Linked DNA regions of Homo sapiens: region 1 is linked to region 2. The links are chromatin contacts, found by Hi-C in ENCODE. All regions are on one chromosome and are shown on one strand. Each heading gives the region's core, a stretch centred on a gene start or an enhancer-like site at or near the end of the contact. The rest is flanking DNA. Distances are from core to core; before and after follow the strand shown. Region 1 overlaps NCK2 (NCK adaptor protein 2). Region 2 overlaps FHL2 (four and a half LIM domains 2).

What was found. A loop is a pair of places that touch in the nucleus more often than their neighbours do. Pooled maps may share reads with other maps.
Region 1: a loop to region 2 is called in a pooled map, with 3 times the contacts of the local background. The contact joins two enhancer-like sites. A Hi-C loop is called at or near these places in 1 of 168 maps with a recorded cell type or tissue (psoas muscle), 1 of 37 single-sample maps with no recorded cell type and 3 of 50 pooled maps.

The regions. Positions count from the first base shown.
Region 1 is chr2:105,770,724-105,778,075 of GRCh38, reverse strand. The region is part of intron 1 of NCK2 (NCK adaptor protein 2); the gene reads right to left. Among named protein-coding and RNA genes, the nearest start is that of NCK2, 29 kb to the right of the region's middle. RefSeq lists enhancers at 1-171, 1,282-1,391, 1,452-1,551. Within about 2 kb of position 1,660, at least 9 of the 41 ENCODE cell types and tissues checked have a DNase peak (open chromatin) inside an H3K27ac peak, as active enhancers do.
Region 2 is chr2:105,364,776-105,372,436 of GRCh38, reverse strand. It overlaps FHL2 (four and a half LIM domains 2), which reads left to right. Exons shown (of 7, transcript NM_001318895.3): 5 at 4,698-4,867. It also overlaps a transcript of C2orf49 not described here. Among named protein-coding and RNA genes, the nearest start is that of FHL2, 30 kb to the left of the region's middle. RefSeq lists enhancers at 2,026-2,525, 2,526-3,027. Within about 2 kb of position 2,501, at least 12 of the 41 ENCODE cell types and tissues checked have a DNase peak (open chromatin) inside an H3K27ac peak, as active enhancers do.

The DNA of each region.
Region 1 (7,352 bases), core at 411-2,910, 410 kb before region 2:
TTTACTGCCACTTTGGCAGCTCCTCCAAGCACAGCTGAAGAAGGTGAGGAGAAAAGGCAGGTGCAAATAAGGGAGCTAGGAGAGACTCACAAAGTCCAGGTCTCAAACAAAAGAACTTTCCATGACAAGAAGACAGGCAAAGGCTGAACGGCTAGGCGAAACCAAGGTGCTGCTGCTGGAATCCTGTGAGCTGTCACCCCAGTACCGATCCTCTCTTCAATACGAGCACAGAACTGCAAAGGGAGCTCGGCATTTTCAAGATGCACGTGTTTGTTTCCTGCTTGACAGGAGCAAACAGTTCCTACCAGGGCTTCAAGTGGTCTGCTTCTCCACCCACAACATATGCACCAGAGAACCACAGTGTCCACAGTGGCTCTACACACAGGACCTTGATAGGAATTGTGCGCATTGGTGTCCACAGACTGTTACCCGGAGAACAGCTGCAACTGAAGTCATTTATAGTCATTTCCACTGGCCAAAGCAGGTCATGTTAAACTTTTCATTTGTTTTGTTTTTCCATTTTGGTGTGTGGGTATAATCCGCATGATTATCAATATCCCATTTCCATTGATCCATACAGAAAATGCACAGCACCTACCACTCTCCACCCACGCCGTGCCAGGTGGTGAGCACTGGGTCATTTCATTCCACCCACACTCTCAGGAGTCTGTGTGCAAGATGTGGCCTCCTGGTGTGAGGACTGCCCCAGCCCTCCTCTGTACCTGAAAGCTACCCTTGCCAGCTGGATTCTGGTTAAGTTCTGTCAAAGACACAACCAGGTGCAACATTAAAAGGCAGGAGGAAGGGCAAAGCGTTGCCCCCCCGCAACACCCCGGCTCGTGGCTATGGGGACAGCAGGTTCCTAAAGCAGCAGTGACGAGAGTAGAAGGTTCCAGCTGCCATCGGTGGAGTGCCCAGTGACAGCCGCAGGGCCGTGGGCTCAGAATTCCTGCTCGGCGGCAGCAGCAGTGAGGAGAGCACCTGCTCTCAGGCTCTGGGAACTCTCAAGGCCTCATTTTGCCCTTCAGACCTAGGGACAGCGGCAGCTTTCTTAGTCTCTGATCTCTGGGGAAGATGCCTTTGGCTGTCCAGCCCTTCACACTCTCGTGAAGCCACTCCCCATACTAGATTCTGCCTATATGAAACCCCTAGGAGGTTTCCATTTACTGAGAGAGGCTCCAAGGGGTCAGGAAGAACCCCAAGGCCAGAGGAGAGCAGAGATTATCTGAAAAGTGAGGTCAGCAGTACTGACTACCAGAAAGAAACCAGAGGGCTATGGTACCCTCGAATAGTCACGTGTGGTCCGACTGCTAAAGATCCCTGCAGCCAGGAGCTGGGAGCCCGGAGCCTGGACTAAGTCCAGCCCTGCTGGGATGGCTGAGCTAAAACGAGGGAGGCTGGCTGGAGGAGGAAGGTGGCTTGCTAGCTGGCATCATCTGCTCACCAGCTAACCCTAAAAGAAAATCCACAAGTTCCTTTTTCTGATCATGCTCAAAATGTCATAGAGGTCCCCTGCCAGGCCAGGGGACAACCCAAGGCTGGCAGCATGCAGGAGCCCTCCACGGGTGGGTAGGCTAGCAGATGGCATGGCACAGGAAGCAGCCCCCAACCACAGCTGGGTGACTGTACACCCTGGAGGGCGGCCACCCTGTCCCAGTCAAATGGGCCCACCTGGTATATGCATGGTGACAGGGGTTCTGAACTCCCTCCCCCAAACGTGCTTTGGCTGCTTCCAGAAGATGTTGAAATGTTAAGATATTTGGAGGACTTATAGAAATAAAGGGCAAAAGGTAAGAAACTGAGTGTTACAGAAAACCCAGGATGTACGGTTTCTGTCGCTGGGACGGAAGTTGGGGTGTCCCCACCCAGGACACTGTAGCAACGTACAGGAAGTGGGAGCGAATGGCAGGGCAGAGCACTGAGATTCCTAGGGGAGGTCCCCAGCCAGGCATGGCCTGCTCCGCACCCACACCCCCAGAGGTGGCCTGCAGTAAGGGACATGCTCCAGGCCACACCAAATTGGGCCAAACCAAAATACAAGGGGGACATTTTTTCAAATTATTTCCCAGGTGGAAGTCATTAACTCCCTAAGCAACTGACGGTCAACAATTATCCCTCGCACTGTTTTTTTTGTTGGTGGTGGTGCTTTGTTTTGGTTTTGGTAACCACAAAATCAAAAAGGAACTTTTTGATGACCAGCTATTCCAAGTTTCTCATTTACAGATGAGAAAATAATGAGCCTGATTAGTGCACAAAAACACAAATACACATTAAAAGAATCCAAGTGAATCAAGGTAGCTCCCAAGCTCACCACACCGGGAGGTGTGGTGCTCCCAGTGATGCCAGCCAGGCTCCCAGGGTAGGAAGGAAAAACAAACAAACAAAAAGGAAGCTAATTTTCAAACAGTTGTAATTAGCTGATTATTCTTCACTTGAAAGGTTGCATGAAACAAACAGCTCCTTTGTCTACAGCAGAAGCTGTAGACAATTTAAGTTAAGGCATAAATTCATAAATAATGTTTAAAACCCAAAAGGAGATAAGAAAGAACACATCAATGTGCTACAATGACAACTGAAAAAAATAAGCAAGTCAGAGGAAAAATGATTAAGTTCAAACAAGATCAATCTGAAGTTAAATTTTAAAAACTAAATTTCGGTTAAAAATAATTATCTATCTACCTGGAATCTGAATAATCTAATAGGGAGCCCAGAGATCAGGGAAGGGAATGAGGTGAGTTAACTACTGATGTCCAGTGACAGGCACACCAGGATTCAGGATTCTTAAATTTTGAAATTTCCCATCATGAAAAATTAAAAATCCACAAAGAAACAGGCAAATTCTCATTGATTAGGCACCCACATGCCACACACAGTGCAAATTACTTACAACATGACTAACACGTAAAAACCACCCCTCAACAAATACCACTTATTACTATTTTTTAAAAACTAAAGTTTAGCTAACATCAGATGACAAGGTATTCAGACACCATGGTGTGACTCAATTTCTACATGAATCCATCTGGTAATTATTATTATTATTATATTATTATTATCATTGTAGAGACAGGGCCTTGCTATACAGCCCAGGCTGGCCTCAGGCTCCTGGCCTCAACTGATCCTCCTGCACTGGGATTACAGGCATAAGCCACCGGTGCCTGGACTGGTAATGATTTTAGAAAGCGTTTTTTCAGCTGTACATCTACACGGCTCATTAAGCCACATTTCTTTCAACACATAACTCAAAAAGAAAAGTGGCTTTATAGATGATACCCAGTACTCAGTGTCCAATGAATGCTTCACAAAAGTTACAAAATAAACGTGAGTTAAAAATTGAGTGTACTTGTGGAACACAGATTTCGTCATCCAGGCCCCAGACAACTTGACACCTCCTCTCCCTACCGCACCACAGAGTGGACAGGCCCCAACAGCCAGGTCTAGAGTTCGTTGTGTGTGTGCCTTCCCCAGCCACATGACCAGACCTGCAGTGGACACCTGCCCAAATTGAGACGATCAAATCTGACTCTGGGACCCAAATACATTGTTCCAGGGGCTCAACACACCAGGGCCCAAGGGGTCCATTCACAGGGAGGGCCACCAGATTCTGACCAATACATCAATTTTATTTTTGCCAACACAGAAAATACTGAGCATCTGTCAGACCAGTCAGACCATCATCACACAGCCAAGTTAAGGCTTGCTGTAAGGGCTCAGCTACTGTGAGGAGGACTCAGGTACCTAAAACATCTGTTACTAAGATAGCTGGAGGCTGGGCACAGTGGCTCACACCTGTAATCCCAGCACTTTAGAGGACTGAGGCGGGGGGATAACTTGAGGTCAGGAGTTCGAGACCAGCCTGGCCAACATGGTGAAAACCTGTCTCTACTAAAAATACAAAAATTAGCTGGGTGTGGTGGCACGTGCCTGTAGTCTCAGCTACTCTGGAAGCTGAGGCATGAGAATTGCTTGAACCTGGGAGACAGAGGTTGCAGTGAGCCAAGATTGTGCCACTGCACTCCAGCCTGGGCAACAGGGCGAGACTCCGTCTCAAAAAAAAAAAAAAAGATAGCTGGAAAAATCCACATCTTCCACCTGAGGACTTCCAGATGCACACTTCATTTTGGTACCTCTGACATCTTTCTTATAAACAGAGGGTTTTGTCTTGTTTAAGGCAAATAAAAACAGTTAAAGAAAAGACTGCTGGACTACCCAAAACACTGCATAAGAACAAAAGACAACAGTCCACACCACTACCGATTCTCCAGGCAGCCTGCCAGACACAAGCTCAGGGGAGCAAGCACTTGGGTGCTCCTTTTCCACCGCAGGATCACCAGGGCCTGAAATAGCACCTGGCTCAGAGTAGGTGCTCAAATAGTTGTTGAGTGGGTGACTGCTGCTTCAAGTCTTCCAAAGAAAAAATATCCATAAACCAGGATGCTCTAGCATATAAGAAATGAACCATAGTGTCAAAGGGATACTATGGTATTGGGTGCTGACAGAGGACTGGGGAAGGGGAAGGAAAGACATGAAGTATGAAGCACAGATGCCAGACACCATGGGGTCTTTCTATGACACTGAAGTTACCTGCCCAGCAGGTTCCAGGTGCAGTGGTGATGGCCCTGAGCTGAGCATGTGGGAAACAAGGAGGCATTCCAGGGATGAAAAACCAGCATGAGCAAAGGTGCATGGACTGATGGAGGCCGGCACGTGTACCAGACGGCGAGAAGACAGGTCTGCCTCAAGCGGGTGGCTGGAAAGGAGAGGGACAAGGGGGACTAAGCCAGTGTTAGAGGATTCGAGAAACAACTGCAATTGCTGATGTTGGTTTCTTAAAGAAAAATATCCTTGGCACTCACTGGCAAAAAGGTGAGTGACGGCCAGATGGTAGGTGGCTCATGCCTGTAATTCCAACACTTTGGGAGGCTGAGGCAGGTGGATGGATTGAGGCCAGGAGTTACAGACCAGCCTGGATAACACAGTGAGGGCCTGTCTCTACAGAAAAATTAAAAAAAAAAAATTTGCTGAGTGGGGTGCTACACACCTGTAGTCCCAGCTACTAAGGAGGCAGAGGCAGGAGGATTGCTTGAATCCAGGAGTTCAAGGCATCAGTGAGCCATGATCACACCACTGCACTCCAGCCTGGGCAACAAAGGGAGACCATCTCAAAAAAAAAAAAAAAATGTGGACACGTGGGATGATGTGGGAGGTCGCCAGGAACACACTGTGAAGGAAGGACCAGGAGACCTAGATGCAGGGCAAGGACAGGGAGGACTCTGGTTCCCAGATGAAAGGAAGCTGCACTCACTGTGAAAATGGGAGGGGAGAAGAAGTCAATTCCAGAAAGAAGAGTTTCGGGGAAAAACTCTAGTAGGAGGTCACTAATGCCTCTGAGCCTCCCTGAAGTCAGAAGCACAGTGTTTTTGTCATTGACTTATTCCCATGTCCTCTGCAATAATGACTGCATGCTGAGCCAACAGTGACAGGCAAGTACTGGCTCAATGTTTAACCCAGCATCAGTAACATGCGGCTGACCCCAGTGCTGCGGAGGGAGGAGGACCAGAGATCCGGCCACTTCTGGAGAAGCACATCTGTGAGGCTAGATCAGCTATCTAAAAGGCAGGACATCAGGTGGGCTAAAGTGAAACCCAGGACTATGCCCACATTCCCCGGGAACAAAGAAAGGAACATTTTCCTTTTTCTAGGTTCTTATCCTGACCAAACACAGGCAAATGGGAAGGATGCTTAGTGCTGTTTATTCCATGGGGCAGAAGGCTCTCCTTTGGGAATAAACAAATAATGAGCTGAGCCTTGAGAAAGTTAAAAATCAACAGTCTAAATAAATCTATGGTTCTCAAACTCAGGGCCAAAGAGATCAAGAGTTCCCAGGAGGCTCCGAGAGGCTGTTGGGAAGACACCGGTGGAAACTGCTAACACAGCATTCTCAGCCTCTGCAAACGCTACCCCCTCCGCCATCCTTCAGACACTGCCCTCGGCTGAGCCAGGATCGGCAGTTCCACAGGCAGGACGCAGCTTACAAGCTGAGTTCTCAAAGACTCAGAGCTGAAGAGTTCCTGGACACTTTGACGACAATATCCAATTTTGAAGGGTGTCTGGGAGGGAGTGGAAAATGAGGCCCTGGAACAGCCCTGGGAGGGAGGAAGTCAGTCTGAGGAAGCTTCTGGGAACAGCTGCGGAGAAAAATATAGATCTGAGTGATGGGCAGGCCTCACAAAGGAATGGCAGCTTTCACACCAGAGGGTTTTTACTTCAGACAGAAGAAAACAATGGTTAGAAAAAGCTGCCAGTAGCGGTCAACCCAGGTACATGCTTTTTCTAGAAAGCTTTATGAACTCAAAGCAAATCTCAGTAGCCTCTATTTGAGAAACATCAGCTTTAAAAAAGCTGCCTTCTATTGATAAGAAAAGAACATTACTTTCTACCTAAGTGACATGATTAGAAACAATGGGAAACTTCTTGAAATATTTGTCTAAATTAGGTCTTTCTGTTTTTGAGAGGGAGTTCCACTCTTGTCGCCCAGGCTGGAGTACAGTGGCCCAATCTCGGCTTACTGCAACATTCACCTCTCGGGTCAAGTGATTCTCCTGACTCAGCCTCCCAAGTAGCTGGGATTACAGGCGCCCTCACCACACCCAGCTAATTTTTATATTTTTAATAGAAACGGGGATTCACTATGTTGGTCAGGCTGGTCTTGAACTCCTGACCTCAGGTGATCCACCTGCCTCAGCCTCCCAAAGTGCTGGGATTACACACGTGAGCCACCCCGCCAGCCCTCATGTTTTTTTACTAGAAAGTCAGAATGGAAAATATAAAAGGGGATAGAAATAGTGATATTGGGCGGGGCGCGGTGGCTCACGCCTGTAATCCCAGCACTTTGGGAGGCCAAGGCAGGCGGATCACGAGGTCAGGAGATCGAGAGCATCCTGGCTAACAGAGTGAAACCCCGTCTCTACTAAAAATACAAAAAAGTAGCTGGGCATGGTGGCGGGCGCCTGTAGTCCCAGCTACTCGGGAGGCTGAGGCAGGAGAATGGCGTGAACCCGGGAGGCAGAGCTTGCAGTGAGCTGAGATCGCACCACTGCACTCCAGCCTGGGCGACAGAGCGAGACTCCGTCTCAAAACAAAAACAAAAGCAAAAACAAACAAACAAACAAAAAGAAATCATGATATTAACATCAGAATTGCCAAACACTGAAGATTGAAATGATAAGCAAACTGAAATGCCAAACTGTTTAACCCAAAATGACTTCCTGGATCTGAAATACTTTAAAGGGGTAGAAATACATTTTCAGAAGTATTATTTTTCTTGACCTGTTAAAGATCTTTAAGTTTAA
Region 2 (7,661 bases), core at 1,252-3,751:
AGGCTAACATGGTAAAACGCTGTCTCTACTAAAAATACAAAAAATTAGCCGGGCATAGTGGCGGGCGTCTGTAGTCCCAGCTACTCGGGAGGCTGAGGCAGGAGAATGGCCTGAACCCAGGAGATGGAGCTTGCAGTGAGCTGAGATCACGCCACTGCACTCCAGCCTGGGTGACAGAGTGAGACTCCGTCTCAAAAAAAAAAGAAAGTTATGTAGGATAAGGAATAATCATTTTTTAAAAAGGCAAGGAGGTAATCTGACCTTTGGTAAGATGGTTTCTTACTGCCACTACATTTCTCTGGTTAATATAACTTTAAAACAACTGTGACACACTATGACAGGGAAGAAAAATGCCCAGGCTGACACAGTCCCAGCCCTGTTGGCAGCTGTAAGGGAAAACAGCTGGAAGGGCTGCATGGTGACTTTAGATGGGGCAGCTCCAGGCAAGAAGGCCTCTTCTAAGATCATGTGGATCCTGCAGAGGCTGGAAACTCGGGCCCCAGTGCTGTGCGACAGTGCAAATGAGAATTGAAGCCCGTAGAAAGCCAGGCTGACCTGTGTCCTGCCCCACAGGGAGTCACTGCAGAGACACAACACTCAGTAACAATAAGAACCACGACATTAATTGAAAAACAAATTAAACCCTTACTAGTTTCCTGAACAAGGGCCCAAGGAAGCTTCCACTGGGGACTCTAGGGGCTGTTTAAAGACTTTAACTGTTAGCACCAACCATGACATAAAAAGTATGCATATTTCCCGGATTTTGAATTTTTCACCTGTCTTGACTTTCTGTGTTAGTCACGTTCTCCAGAGAAACAGAATCAATCAAGGAAATGTATACACATAGATACATACATAAGGAGAGAGAGAGAGAGAGAGAGAGAGAGAGATTTCAAGGGATTGGCTCATGAGATTGTGGAGGCGGTAAGTCTGGAATCTATAGAACAGGGCAGCAGGCTGGAGGCTCAGGGAAGAGATGATACTGCAGTTCCAAATGGGAGCATTTGAATTCCGTAGGGCGGCAGGCTGGAAACTCAGGCAGGGTGTGTCTATTGCAGTCTTGAGAAGAATTAGTTGCCCTTAGGGAAACCTTAGTCTTTGCCCCTAAGGCCCACTACCGATTAGATGAAGCCCGGCCCTGATACGTGGGTAACGTGCTGCACTCGAAGCTTGCTGACTTAGATGTTAGTCACATCTAAAAAACACCTTCACGGCAACAAGTAAACCTGTTTTTTGACCAAACAACTGGGTACCAGAGCCCAGCCACGCTGACACATAAAATTAACCATCACACCTTCCCTTTCTCATGGTGTTTACTGGGGAGGGAAAGAAAAGAAAAACATGATCAGATAAGAAGTAAAAACCTAATGTTCAGTGAGAGGTAACCCATACTGAATATCTGAGAATTAACTGGCCGGCAGCCTCTTCTACTAAGGAATGGGGGAAGCAAGAATTCAGGCTCTGTGGTAAGAAATGCTGTGTAGTAATAATAACAACACAGCTACAGCTTCCAGCCCCTGAGCACACACACAGGCGTCAGACCCTGCTGCTTTACAGAATCCCATTGAATCTTCGGTGTTCCCTGGGTTGGATGGCTTCATCCCCATTTTACAGGTGCCTCTGCCAGAAGAAACGGACTGGGCACCAAAGGCAGGGCGTCTAGAAGAATCCCGGTGTATGCAAAACAAACCAGCACCGACAAAACACTGAATCAAAGCACTTGCTTGCCTGGGTTTGATTTTTAAAAGTGTTAGAACCCATTCAAGATGAATATGGGTTTACAGCGTCAGTGCACAGCTTTTGCGGTGAATTTACATTTAGAGGACAAGTGAAAAACTCACCCACCAGCTCCACACCCCCCACACAAGTCAGTTTCCTGATGACCAATCAGGAAACTGGAATACCATCAGTAACCCCAGTGCTGGGGTTTACCGGCTCTCGCGCCCCTATTAGCAGACGTTGCTTACAGATGCACCACAGCCTCTGAGCAGACTCAAGTAGCGATTCTGTCTCCAACCCTGCAACCAAATTTCTGGCTCCTCATTTGACTTTTTTTTTTTTTGAGCCAGGATCTCGCTCTTTCGCTCAGGCGGGAGAGTAGTGGTACGATCACTGCTCACTGCAGCCTTGACCTCTCGGGCTCAAATGATCCTCCCACCTCAGCCTCCTACGTGTCTAGGACCTCAGGCACACACCACCACACCCGCCTAATTTTTTTTTTGGGGGGGTAGAGACAGGGACTCTCTATGTTGCCCAGGCTGGTCGCCAACTCCTGGGCTCAAGAGATCTCCCGCCTTAGCCTCCCAAAGTGCTGGGATTACAAGGCTGAGGCACCGCAGCCAGCCTCATTTGACTATTTGAATCAGATTAAGACATCCCTTCTTCAAGACTGCGCTTCCGCCTGCGGGAGACTTGGTTCAGAGTGTGCGATTCAGTTAGGAGAAGGAACGCTCCTGCCACCTGCCGGTATTGCTGCATATGACCATGCAGGCTTGCGGCCACTGCTGTCGCCATGCCTGAGGTGCACGCGCCATGTCCCTGAGGCTCCAGGTGCCCTGTGCATTCCCTGCACGTAGAGTTGCCCTCGAACTGGTGTTGATCTGATCAGACTTATTTCAGAACTCGACAAGAATGCCATGAGAGTCATAATTGCCCCATATTCATTGGCAAAATCCTTTGGCTTCTGGGCTGCTTGATCAGAATGAATGTCAGAGATCCAAAGAGCAAGTGACAAAAGTATGCATGGAGGTTGAAGAAAATCTTTGTGAATTCAAAGTCCTTCCACTATTTTTACTTGAATTTCAATTGCTTCATGTAATGTTTGTTTTAGGATTCATCACCCCACAATTGAATTCCATAGATTGTACAGCTTAGTTTTGAATTAAAAGATCGCTGCGTGTCACCATCCCAAATTCCCTCTCACACATTGCCCCCCAACACACACCCTGCTTATTTTATATAATCTCAAATGTCTGGTCTTGGAAGTACAGGAAGCTGAGAAAATGATCCTAAATAACAATCGTGATAATTCTCAGCACATTCCTAATTACTGGAGGACAGACATTTCATGACCAACTTTCTAGCCAGCTAAAATACAACCCCTAGCTTTGTCCTTGGGACCATAAGATTTTGGGGCTGAGAGCTATGGACTAGTCTATAGACTCCTATAAGCCACCTGTGTTACTGCAGCTGCTTCCACCTGGTCTGGAGCGGGGCAGTCCCTCTGTCGGCTTGATTCCCCATCATTCCCTGACCCCCAGTTGAAGTCACATGTATGTGACCCTCATGCCACAGTCCCCAGGGATTGGCAACATTTTTCCTTCAAAAATCAGATAAATATTTGGGGCTTTGTGGACCATACAGTCTCTGTCACAACTACTCAACTATTACAACTACACAACAACTGCACAACTGCACACAGCTGCACACTACTCGGCCGTCTAGCTTAAAAGCGGATGTAAACAATGGAAGTAAATTAATGGGCGTGGCTGTGTTCCAATAAAACTTCATTTGAAAAGCAGGCAGCAGTCTGGATTTGGTCTTACACAGTGGCCAGGCCCCTCAGCTAGTCCGGGCACTTACAACACTTTCCTCTTTCTTTGTCCCTGATACTTATTTCCCCAGATTGTTCTTTACCTTTGCTTTATATGAAGGGTACTTGTTTATACGCCTATCTGGAATCATCCGTTACTATAAATAGATACACTTCTTTCTGGCAAACAAAAATGAAAAAATGTCAGTCAACAGACACCGAGCACTTGCAGTGAGTCCAGCTTGGTGGTGGCAGGGGTGACCCATAAGTGTTTCAGTTCTCTAGAGCTCCTCAGTTCACTTGGAGAAATGGTAGAAATGTATCAAATGCTAATAGTTATTCAAAAGACAATGGATGGCGTAGGTTTAGGCAATTACTAAATGGGATGTACAAGTAACACATGAAGATTTCAGCCAGGCATGGTGGTGTGCACCTGTAGTTCCAGCTACTCAGGTTGAGGCAGGAGTTTCCCTGGAGCCCAGATGTTCAAGGCTGCAGTGAGCCAGGATCGCACCACTGCACTCCAGCCTGGGTGACAGAGTGAGACCCTGTCTCGAAAACAAAAAAAAACTACATGTAGGTTTTAATTATAGCACTTAGTACAGTGCATAAAACTACCTAGATACATCACAACTTGGTTCAACAGGCAGTATGTAAAGTGAGTGTTGTAGAGGCTGCTCACTGAATCAGGTTCGAGGTTCCAGGTTCATTCACACTCTAGCCATTTCCATCCTGCTGTGAACCAGACGGGGTGTTCATTATCAGGTGTGCAATAGGTGAATACAGTCCCTAGACTCCAAAAGTCATGCTCCATGGGAATTCATCGGAGCTATGCCACACTTCTCTTTATACTTTGCATTGCTGAGAGAGACTTAACTTTTTTTAGATTTAACATTCCTAACCACGGTATTCAATAAATAAATGTTAAGTGCCTAAAATGTACACGTGTTGTTCTAGGAGCTGGGTGTACAGTAGTGAACCAAAAGACAAAGTCCACGCCCTGCACAAAATAGGAATTACCTCCATGTAGAGGCGAGCCTTCAAGAGCTGAAGTGGCTTGCTCTGGTCATAAAACTAGAGGGCAGCAAGCTCTGAAGGCAGATTGCTGGGACTCCACACCCCTCTAACCATAACTCTGCTGTGTTCCTCTTGACCCTGATGACAGGTACCCGCAAGATGGAGTACAAGGGCAGCAGCTGGCATGAGACCTGCTTCATCTGCCACCGCTGCCAGCAGCCAATTGGAACCAAGAGTTTCATCCCCAAAGACAATCAGAATTTCTGTGTGCCCTGCTATGAGAAACAACATGCCATGCAGTGCGTTCAGTGCAAAAAGGTATCTCAGATGCCCCCTTGGCCCTTGCACGTTCTGGCTGGTTTGCCTCCATGGTCCATGTCTGTCAGTTCTCTTTCCAAAACCAAGGATACCTGTGATACTTAAGTGGCGTGGGAGCTGTGCCTGTCCTGCCTTACATTCTGAGCATTTATCCATCGGGTCTGGGTGTCCATCCTTCTTTCAAAGACATCAACATTGTTGAGCTCTGTGATCAAATCGTTTAACCCTGCCTTCTTCTAGACCATTTCTAAATATGTTCTTATGTTGATAACCTGAGGTTAGAGGGAAGGGGAGCCACCATCCCAAAGCTGTCTTGTTCAGCTTCTCTCCATGAATAAAACAAGAAAACAACTGCAAACTTGAGAGGGAGAGAAAGATGGAAGGAAGAGGGAGGAGAGGAAGGGAGGAGAGAGAGACGGATGTGAGAAGAAAAGTAAAGGAGAAAAGTCTGCCTCCATGGATATGGGACAGATCATTTATTAAATGTATCTACTCTGGCCGGGCATGGAGGCTCATGCCTGTAATCCCAGCACTGTGGGAGGCCAAGGCTGGTGGATCACCTGTGGGAGGCCAAGGCTGGTGGATTACCTTAGGTCAGGAGTTCAAGACCAGCCTGGGCAACATGATGAAACTCCATCTCTACTAAAAATACACAACTTAGCTGGGTGTGGTGGCACACGCCTGTAGTCCCAGCTACTCAGGAGACTGAGGCAGGAGAATCACTTGAACCCGGGAGGTGGAGGTTGCAGTGAGCCAAGATCCCACCACTGCACTCCAGCCTGGGCGACTGAGCGAGACTCCATCTCAAAAAATTAAAAAAATAAATAAATAAACTTATCTACTCGATAATGTGCTATTCCAGTCATGGCTCTGTTAGGGTTAAAGAAAGAAAGGGAACTGCATATCTGTAGGAAGCCATCTCTCTGCCCAGTTGCCCCCCGACCTGCACCCTTCAGGGTGTAGCTTAGTTTTCTGCTGTGCCCTCTGACTCTTAGACACACGCAATTCTTATTATGCTATAGCTTCCAGCGTCTCTGTCCTGTTAGGATTTGCATCAGCCTGTTGAGTGGCACCCTCCCACTGCTCACTCGCCCTGGGCAGCGCCAGCTGTGGAACTCATCACAGGTTCTGTTCGCTCTCCTCCTGTTATTGACTCTGCTCACCCAGCTTCTGCTGTTTTGCCCTTGGGGCCTCTACCCTTGCGTCTGGGCCATGGAGAAACATCCCCAATGCTGCTACCTGTACCTGGCTGGCCTGGGCAAGAATATCCCCACCTTGCCCACACCTTTTCTAAGTGCTGAGTATTCTTACCAATTTCCATTCAGTCTTTCTCTCATTTCCTTTTTTTTTTTCTTTTTTTGAGACAGAATCTCACACTGTCGCCCAGGCTGGAGTGCAGTGGCTCGATCTTGGCTCACTGCAACCTCCGCCTCTTGGGTTCGAGCAATTTCTCCTGCCTCAGCCTCCCAAGTAGCTGAGATTACAGGCGTGCGTCACCATGCCCAGCCGGTTTTTTTTGTATTTTTAGTACAGACGGGGTTTCAACATGTTGGCCAGGCTGATCTCGGAACTCCTGACCTCAGGTGATCGACCTGCCTCCACCTCCCAAAGTGCTGGGATTACAGGCGTGAGCCACCATGCCTGGCCCCATTTGTTCTTTACTGTTATTTTAAATTTTATTTCTCTTTATTTCCTCTCCTTTTATGCTTCTGTTTTTTTCTTTTTTTGAGACAGTTTCACTCTGCCACCTGGGCTGTAGTACAGTGGCATGATCTCAACTCACTGCAACCTCTGCTTTCTGGGTTCAAGTGATTCTCCTGCCTCAGCCTCCTGAGCAGCTGGGATTACAGGCAGGTGCCACCACCAAACCCACCTAATTTTTTTTTTTTTTTTTTGTAGTAGAGACGGTGTCTCACTTTGTTGGCCAGACTGGTCACAAACTCCTGTTTTTTTCTTTATTCTTAGATTGAGCTCTCATTCCTGCTTTTATTTTAGGAACCCTCTTCCCTGTTCTCTCCCCTTTTTATTTTTATTTTGGTTTGTTCTTCTCATCAAGACCTAACGGAAGTTCATCTGAGTTGCTCTTCCTCTGTCATCTTTCCAATGTGTGCTTTATTCATTTGCAGAAATGAAAGCAACACATCCTTCTGGGATGCATGCTTTTTGTGTGCATGTTCATTAAATACACAAAAACATTCATGCCAGAAGCATCCATTCCTCGACATGAACTTGGCCCTCTCAGGCACTGGGGATCTGATGCTGGACAAGATGCAGACACTTAACTGTAGTCTAGGTGGAAGTACACTCCAGTGTCAAACCCGTCAGTAGTTACTGAGCAGTGTGCTATGGAGGAGAAGAGCAGAGTGTGGAATGGAGGGACCTCAACTAATCTGAGGAGTTGGGGGCCAGGGTGGTGTTGAGGGAAGGAGTCTCTGAGAAAGTCATGCTATGCTCAGAGGCATTGAGTTAGCTGATGTGGGTGGGAAGCATGGAATCCGGAGCAAGGGAGGACTGAGGACACATGTTGCAGGCAGAGATGTCTTACACACACAGGCTACTGCATTCACATGGATACGTTGCAACCAAGCGTGTTTGGTGTTCATTCTCTTGTGCAGTGGGGTGGGTTATACTAAGATGCTTCATGATTTATGGTTTAATGAAAAGAATACAAGATAGAAGGGAGTCCAGAATTCTAGTTCCTGCTTCGTCATTAACCAGCTATGAATTCTTTGGCAAGTCACTTTTTAATTTCTCTGAGTCTCAGTTTACTCATCCATAAAATTAAGATAATATC